2 separate regions of the Mus musculus genome follow, and region 1 is linked to region 2. A link is a contact called in ENCODE Hi-C or POLR2A ChIA-PET data. All regions are on one chromosome and are shown on one strand. Each heading gives the region's core, a stretch centred on a gene start or an enhancer-like site at or near the end of the contact. The rest is flanking DNA. Distances are from core to core; before and after follow the strand shown. Region 1 holds the start of Tmbim6 (transmembrane BAX inhibitor motif containing 6). Region 2 holds the start of Tuba1c (tubulin, alpha 1C).

Evidence for each region. A loop is a pair of places that touch in the nucleus more often than their neighbours do. ChIA-PET counts read pairs that join two places held with the same protein, here RNA polymerase II (POLR2A).
Region 1: a loop to region 2 is called in a map of v-Abl transformed pro-B cells, with 2.1 times the contacts of the local background. The contact joins the promoter of Tmbim6 here to the promoter of Tuba1c in region 2. A Hi-C loop is called at or near these places in 1 of 37 maps with a recorded cell type or tissue (v-Abl transformed pro-B cells). POLR2A ChIA-PET finds 5 or more read pairs at or near these places in 3 of 5 experiments (Patski and embryonic stem cell).

What each region holds. Positions count from the first base shown.
Region 1 is chr15:99,391,360-99,395,143 of GRCm38, reverse strand. It overlaps Tmbim6 (transmembrane BAX inhibitor motif containing 6), which reads right to left and starts at 2,197. Exons shown (of 10, transcript NM_026669.4): 1 at 2,104-2,197.
Region 2 is chr15:99,027,639-99,031,712 of GRCm38, reverse strand. Tuba1c (tubulin, alpha 1C) reads right to left here and starts at 1,822. Exons shown (of 4, transcript NM_009448.4): 1 at 1,289-1,822. The coding sequence starts at 1,291.

The DNA.
Region 1 (3,784 bases), core at 948-3,447, 360 kb before region 2:
CGCCGATGATAAGGACCAATCTGATCCCTTCTGGATGTCTAGGGATAGGGTTCAAGATGGCTGAATTAACAAGACAGAAGGGGGCAGGTAACTCACAGCCTACTATTTAATTAAATGTGTAAACTGCCTGACTTGCTAGTTTAGATGTTAAATGTATACACCAAGATACAACAACATTAGCTTCACATTAAGTCCAAGAGGAAAGAGTCGCACATGAAAGGTTTTTCTCTTTCTTAAAGGGAGTGTAACAGTGGTAACAGACCCAGATCTGGAGTTTCAAATCCTGCCTTTTCTACCACATAACTGTGAGAAAATAGTTTTATTCAATCTCACTCCTCTCTTTAACTCTAACATATGATTAATACCAGTTCTACTGACAATAACAAACACGTAGATGGCTCCACTGCAGGGTGCTAACCCGACAGTAGTACTGATCTGACCAACATCACAAAGTTAAAGCGGGGGGGGGGGGGGGGGGGGGGGGGGGGGGGGCCAGAACCGAACCAGCTTCAGGTCTCCTGACCTTTCCATTTCACCCACAACAGGAAAACACACTTTCAATAAGGCAGTTCCCTAACTCCGCAGCACATATGTCGGTTCCTCCCACAATGTATTTTTTAGCATTTCTACCAAGACCACGAATTTTATCTGTAACAAGGAGGAAAAACTGGAAAGGCTAAGTATCCGAATTAATGTCTCCCCTTCCTAGTCGTTAGGAAAGCAGGGCTTCATTCAGATGGACAGAGGGAGAGCAGGACCCAGGGGCGCAACCTGATTTCCCCATGATGAATAATGGAAGTGGAAAAGTGGATCTAAGTTACAGGCTGTGTTTCTCAAGGACTCCAGACACTCTCTACTAGGGGAAAACTGAGGGGAATCTAAATGTCCACTTGTTCAAGTCAAAGCAGAAAACAAATTAGACAATAAAGAAACACCAAAGAAAATAAATGTAGCAACTACTGACTTAAGTGTGTTAGCAGAAGGCATGAAAACGTGATTGGGCAATTCAGGGACTTCCTGAATCATACCTCTCTCTTAAGATACCCATACAGCCACAAGGTAAACCACATACAAATATTAATAAGTAACTACAAAGTCTGGCATTGACCTTCAGCCTTCAAATTCCTGTCTGTGTTTCAGGCAGTCAGCTCGTCCGAAGTGTTACACATTCACAGGTAGTTTGTGTAACTGGAGAGTCTCAAGTTCAAAGTGGTTTTGTTGTTTGGCCAACACAAGCCTGGTTGGACAGGCAAAGCAACCTGGCCTGGCACCAGACAACTTGTTTTTGTTTTTGTTGTTTAAAAAAAAAGAAAAGGAAAGAAACGAAGGCAGGCAAGCCAAAGCCTACTTATCAGTCAGTCCAAGAAAAACAGTACCCATCGCCGCCCTTCCGGGGCAGACTCTGGAACTCACCCAGGGTTCAGGACGAAGCAATCAAGGCCACCTCACCTGTCCAGAGGCAACCAATCAGATCAGAGTGGGGCTGCTCCGTGGGCCTGGGGAGCCAGGCTAAGCCCGGGGCTTCTCACCTCGGCCTCTACCATTGGCTTCTAAGTAACTAAGGAATCTCGAGTGTCATAAAGAAGTGTGACATCACCTGGCCCGCCGTGACAGGGCAGCCTTATAACCAGGCCTACCTCAAGTCCCCAACCCCGACGGCTCACCCAGGCGAGGCAGAGGAACCCGAGAAGGAACAGCCGAGAGGCGATCGCAGGGTGGGGCGGGGTGACCACAACGACACAGCTTTCTCTTTCGTTTACCTCAAAGTCAGGGGTGGGGGACCCGTCCCGAATTCAAGCCCTGAACTCGGCTGAGGGTGGAAGGGACGCAAGCGAGGGTCGCTAAGAGGCCTGCCTTCGCCACAGACACAGGTCCAACTGCCCGGGAGACCCCGCAGACTCGCCCCCGCCGGCGCTGCTGCGCATGCGCGGCATTAGTTCCTCCGCGTCCCTCCCCGCCCAGCTTTCCTTCGATCTCGACGCAGAACAGGCCGGGTTGCCTAAGGAGCTGATCCGTCCGAAAACGGAAGCTACTACCCTCTCCCGCGCTTGCTCCCTCCCTATCCCTCACTCCGGGTTTGCCCGATCCTAGTTTCGCACGTACCTTCTCAGCCCACCTCTCCGGAGCTTCCCTGCTCTGCTAAAACCGGATGTGCTCTGAGTCTCCGGGGGTTGGCGCTGGAAGTCTACCCACACCCGCCCCCTAGGGAAACCCCGCCCTCAGACCTGCCCAGGCGAGTTCTCATTGGCCCCCGGCTGCACTGCTCCTGTCCGTTATCTGCACGTTCATAAACAGCAGCCGCTTTCGTCAGAGTCATTGGCTAATACCCCTGTCAATCAAGACTGTAGCCACCAACCCGCACCTTAGCAATAGGCCTCCGCCTTCTTCCCCCTACATAGGAAGGATGGACGTCGGGCTTCAGACCCATGGAGTAGGAAAAGTGAAATGGGGCGTGTCAGGCTTAGACCGTTGTCATGTGAGACCACCCACCCATGACACTAAAATGTCCCAAGATGCTGGTTTTAAGCCTCTCATGGGATGGTAATGAAGGAAAGCGAGGCAGCTCTCCCTGGGATCTCTGTTTTGTTTTTTGAGACAGGGTTTCTCTGTCCTGGCCTTCCTGGAACTCACTCTGTAGACCAGTCTCTTAAGTGCTGGGATTAAAGACATACGCCACCGACACCCGGCTTTCTCGAGACCTTTTAACATTGAATATAATGGCGCTTACGCTTCAGAGCACCTTTGAAGGGCCAGCCATTCTACAGGGACCCAGGGACCCCAGCCTGGAGGGTCTGAGGCTACCCGGTAGCTCAGGAGCCCCAAGCAAACTGGCTACAGAGACCACAACCACCTGCATGGAAGTGAGTGGTTTTTGGTAGTTACCCAAGGCCCTGCAAGTCAGGTGTAACGGCCTCAAAGACCTGGTCTTGCAATCCTAACCAGCTCTTTAGAGACCTGGCCAAGGGCGGTCAAAGAGCAGGTGGTTCCCTGGCTCGCCACGTCCCTTAGGGCGTGTTCCCTAGTTGGAGCATAACCTAGTTGGAAGGAGCTGTGAAGCTAATTTTAAAAGAGAGAAAAAAACCAAAAACCAGGAGCCTTTATTTTCTTATTTTTATTTTTTGTGGCCTATGCTTTTAAAAATCAATTTCACAACTCATTAGTACTGTCTGAAATCACAAGTATAGAATGGGTTCCAGCTGGATCCTGGGTAGTTGAGGGCTGCATGCTGAATTAGGGCCCTGAAGGACTCCAGAGTGAGGCAGCCTGAGGAGTGTGTAGAGGAAAGGTGGAAGACCATCTGAGCCTCTCAGTTCTGCTTCCAGCAAAGCCCTTAGGGCTGACCATGGTTTGGGCCAAGGTAACTTTTACCTACTACACACTCAGGAGGTAGAGGCGAGCAGATCGCTGGTCTGAGAGCAGCCTGGTCTATAGAACGAGTTCCAGAACAGCCAGAAATACCCAGAGAAAGCACGGAGAAACGGGGTTGGGGGTTGGGCAGATCAGAGACAGAGACACTAGAGACAGAGAGGAGGAGGAGGGGATCGAATGGGAGGAGGTGGAGGTGGAGGTGGAGGTGGAGATGGAGATGGGGGGGGGGGGGACCAAGTAAGCCTGCACTCTGGAGGTGGAGGCTAGAGGATCTGAAGTTTCTGGACAGTCTGAACTAAGGACATCGTTTTTGATTAGTTTTTCCCAACTGGGAACTCTTGCACAGGTTATGCTCCAACTGGGGAACTAAGGGAGGTGGGGAGTGGGGAACCACCTTATGTAAGTTAAAATTAAC
Region 2 (4,074 bases), core at 573-3,072:
AGCAGGGAGGTTCCTTTTACCGAAATTATTCACTCTGTAGCCCGCTCTAGCCTGGGACTCACTAGGGACTAAGGAGCCCCAAACTCATGATGAGCAATCCCCCTCCCTGTCTCAGCCTCCAAAGTCTAGAGAACTAGCCACTCTCCTCCAAGCCGGGCTGAGTTCCTGGTAACTTTGTTTGCTTTTGAGACCGGGTCTCATTGTGCTGGCTGACCAGAACTCAGAAGATACTCCTGCCGCTGCCTCCAGAGCCCAGGGTTTGATAGCCTCACCCATTTTTTTCTTGAAAACTGAACTAATACATTGTTAACCAGGTGAATAACCCTAGCTCTTGGGTAGTGGAGACAGAAGGATCTTGGTTTTAGTTGAAGGTCATGTTTGGCCACATAATGATTTCAAGACTGGCATGAGCATAAGACACTCAAAAACCAAAGTGCAAGCCAAGTGGTTTGCCTTTCATCTCAGCTCAGGTAGCAGAGGCAGGCAGAGCTCTGAGTTCCAGACCATCCTGGTCTACAGGGTGAGTTCTATTACAGCCAGAGCTACAAAGAAACCCTTTATCGAAGGAAGGAAGGAAGGAAGGAAGGAAGGAAGGAAGGAAGGAAGGAAGGAGAGAGAGAGAGGGGGGGGAGAGGGGAAGGGAGAGAAAAAAACCCGCTGTTGGTAGTTTACTCTAGCTTTAAATTGAAAAAAAAATTTTTTACGGACATTTTTTCTTAACTGGGCTAAATATAAATATGCCGTTGAAGTAACACTAAAAACTAGGCTGGCTTAGGGGATCTGACGCCAATTATTCCCTCCTACGGAGGAGCTCGCCTTCTCAGGTGCACAGCTGCAGCTGGAAGGGCCGGGGACTGGCCACAGGTGACTCAGCAGCGAGTCACAGGGCGTGGAGACGGTGCCCGGAAGTATTTGCTCAGTCCTGTCCAGAGCGCACGAGGTCCTCTGGGCTATCCCAGCTGGGAGAGCGACATCATTTGAGGAAAATGGAGACCTTTGAGTTTCTCCAAACTCTCGTGATCATTGTGAAAGTTCCCTGCCTTTCCGGGAGCGACCGGCGGCCGAGACGGGATGCTCTCCCAGGAGGATCGAGACAGAGGATCGGGACGAGCCCTCCAGCCCAAAGCGACACTAGTTTAGTGGACTAGGCTCTCACACCCCAAACGCCAGAAGCCAGTCTAACTGGAGGCGGCCGTCGTGGGGCTATTGCAGGTATCGTCTCCCGGGCAGCCCTCAGCTCCCGCGGTCCCTTCAGACGACCTCGCCGCTACCCCAAAGCCATACTCACCATATTTAGTCCTTGAAGTGGTCCGCGAAAACTGAGGAAGTGAAAAAGGGTGACGAAGATCTCCCACTAACAGACTACCAAGGAGTCCGGGGGAGAAGCTGTGTAAGGTCCGCCTCCAGGACAGGGCTTATATACCCTGGCCGGGCCACGCGTCGGGAGGGCGGACACCGGACCCCGCCCCGGGCCGCAGCGAAGCCGATGATTGGCGGGTTCGAAAGTTCAAATCAAACTCCGTAGAAGGAGCTGGAAGTGGGAAGGGGAGGAGACACCCAGGGTCCACGCCAGGGCCAGGTGGGGCGGGGAAGAAGGTGGGGAAGGCGATTGGAAGTTGGAGGACAGCGAGATCTTTGTGGAGCTCTGGCCGGAAGAAAGTCCCAGGTAGAGAGGGGGGCGGCCTGGCTCAGCCACCGGGGACTCACAGCTGATCGCCGCCGCACTTGTGGCTCGGTCGCCCCACCCAGGCCTTGGAGCCCGGAAGAGTGAGCCAGAGAGGTGACCCGGGGCTGCCGGCAGGGTGGTGACTGCGACAGCTTCAGGGGGCCAAGATGGAAACGCCCAGTCAACTTGACGGCACAGTGGGAGGGGTGGAGCTGAAGTTAGCTCAAGCCAAAGCCGGTTACAACATCACCAGGGTTGCAGCCCCTGAAGGCAATCTTTCCTAACCTAGGTCTCAGTTGCCTCCAATGGGTCCTAAGCACCTTACTCTTTACTCCCGCCTTCTAGAAGGCTAGCCCTCTCCTCCTTCCTCCCTTCTCCCCACCCTTCCCCCAAGTCCTGAGGATATTTGCCAGAGCATCCCGAGCGCCCTTTTATTTTCGAAGGCAGAGTCTGCCTCAGCTCCTCTTTAAGCAAACATTCCGAGTCTTAAGAGCCTTAAGAGGCACAAAATTATTCGGCCCATTATGAGAGGAACTCGTAACTCCCCCCCGCCCCCCAAGATGGGTCCCCGCTGCAGTGCTCAAGCTAAACCCAGGCGATCCACACTAATTCCTTTCTCTGCGTCTGTGGGATGCAGAGTTCACTCTGTAGTACCACATTCTCTCTGGCCCAAGAGCCCGGGGGCTCCTCTCCTCATTTTACAGTCAAGAGGAGAGGAGAGTTCGGGAAACAAAGCAGGCAAGTGTCTCCACCGCGGGAGACGTTGGACTTCCCTGCCCCACTGCCCTGCACTAGACAGACTTGTCTGAACAACTCCGCAAAGCAGATTTCTCAGAAGTGCCATTCAGTCCTGCTGAGGAGATAGACAGATCCCTGGGAAAGTTTAAGGAACTGGAGTGGTGTGCTTGCTTGTCCTCTTCATACTAAGGAGAGAGAGACAGGAAGAGCCTGGAGCTCACAGGCCAGCTGCTCTTGCAGTATCAGAGTTCAGTGAGGAACCTTGTCTCAAAAAAAAAAAAAAAAAAAAAAAAAAAAAAGGTGGAGAGTCATAGAGGAAGACGGAACATATTGACCTCTGGCCTATGCACGTACACAGAATCTCTCTCTCTCTCTCTCTCTCTCTCTCTCTCTCTCACACACACACACACACACACACACACACACACACACACAAATTAAAAAGCCGCCCTTATTTGAATGTGATGATGCATACCTGTATTTCAGCAGGCAGGGGACAAGACTGGCAAATTTGATCCAGGCTACTTTGTTTCAAATAGAAAAGACTAGAATGCCAGGGATGGCTGTGAAAAGTGGTACAATACAGGCAGACAAGATGGCTCAGTGGTAAGGTCATTTGCCACCAAGCCCGAGGAACTTGGGAGTTTGACTCCCAGGACCTATCCAGTGTAAGGAGAGAACCAACTGTAACTGATTAAATTATCTAATCTTTATACCAATAAAGTACCAGAGGCTTAAACTATGGTAAAGACCTGCTAGCTCAGCAAGGCAACTTTCTTTTCTTTTCTTTTTTTTCTTAACTACATACAAAATATCTATTTACAAGCCTGATTCCACAACTAAACTGCTAGCTCTTTAGAAATTTCTTTCTGGGGCTGGAGAGATGGCTCAGTGGTTAAGAGCACTGACTGATCTTCCTAGAGGTCCTGAGTTCAAATCCCTGCAGCCACATGGTGTCTCTCAACTACCTGTAATGAGATCTAATGCCCTCTTCTGGTGCTGCCTGAAGACCGCTACAGTGTACTTAGATATAATAATAAATAAACCTCTTTTAGCTACAGTGTACTTAGATAAATAAATCTCTTTTTAAAAAAATAAATTTCTTTCTGAGTCAATCTACAGAGCTAGTCTACTTTTCTCTTGAGCTCCTCCAAACCGGAGAGGGCTTCTTAGCTCTCTTTCCTAGAATATTGTTTTACCTGTGTCCTGCCAGCTGTGTCTCTGTTTTCCTGTAAGTCAAAGAGAAAAATCCCTAGCCCTTACTTGGAGCTCCTTCCATAAAGAAGACTCTTCCAAGCAGAGAGAGAGAGAAGGGGAGATGGGAGAAAGAGAGTACTGGAGAGGGAAGAGGGAAGGGGAAAGGGGAAATGGGAAAGTGGGAAGAGAGAGAGAGAGAGAGAACCTCTCCCAAGCAAGTTGCCTTAAAGTTAGCAGGAACTTTCCATTTTTTAGCATTCTTATCTAATGAGGCTTTTAGAGGCGCACCTAAACTGCATCTCTACAGGACTCATTTAGCCGCCTTTGACAAATGCAATTATCTATTTAAACTCTTATATTTTGCTAACAATTAGCTTTTCTATGTACAATAATCAAGTATCCTGTAACACTAATTCCCAAAAGTTGTCCTCTGACATCCATACACATGCCGCAGCAAACACATAGTCTATGTA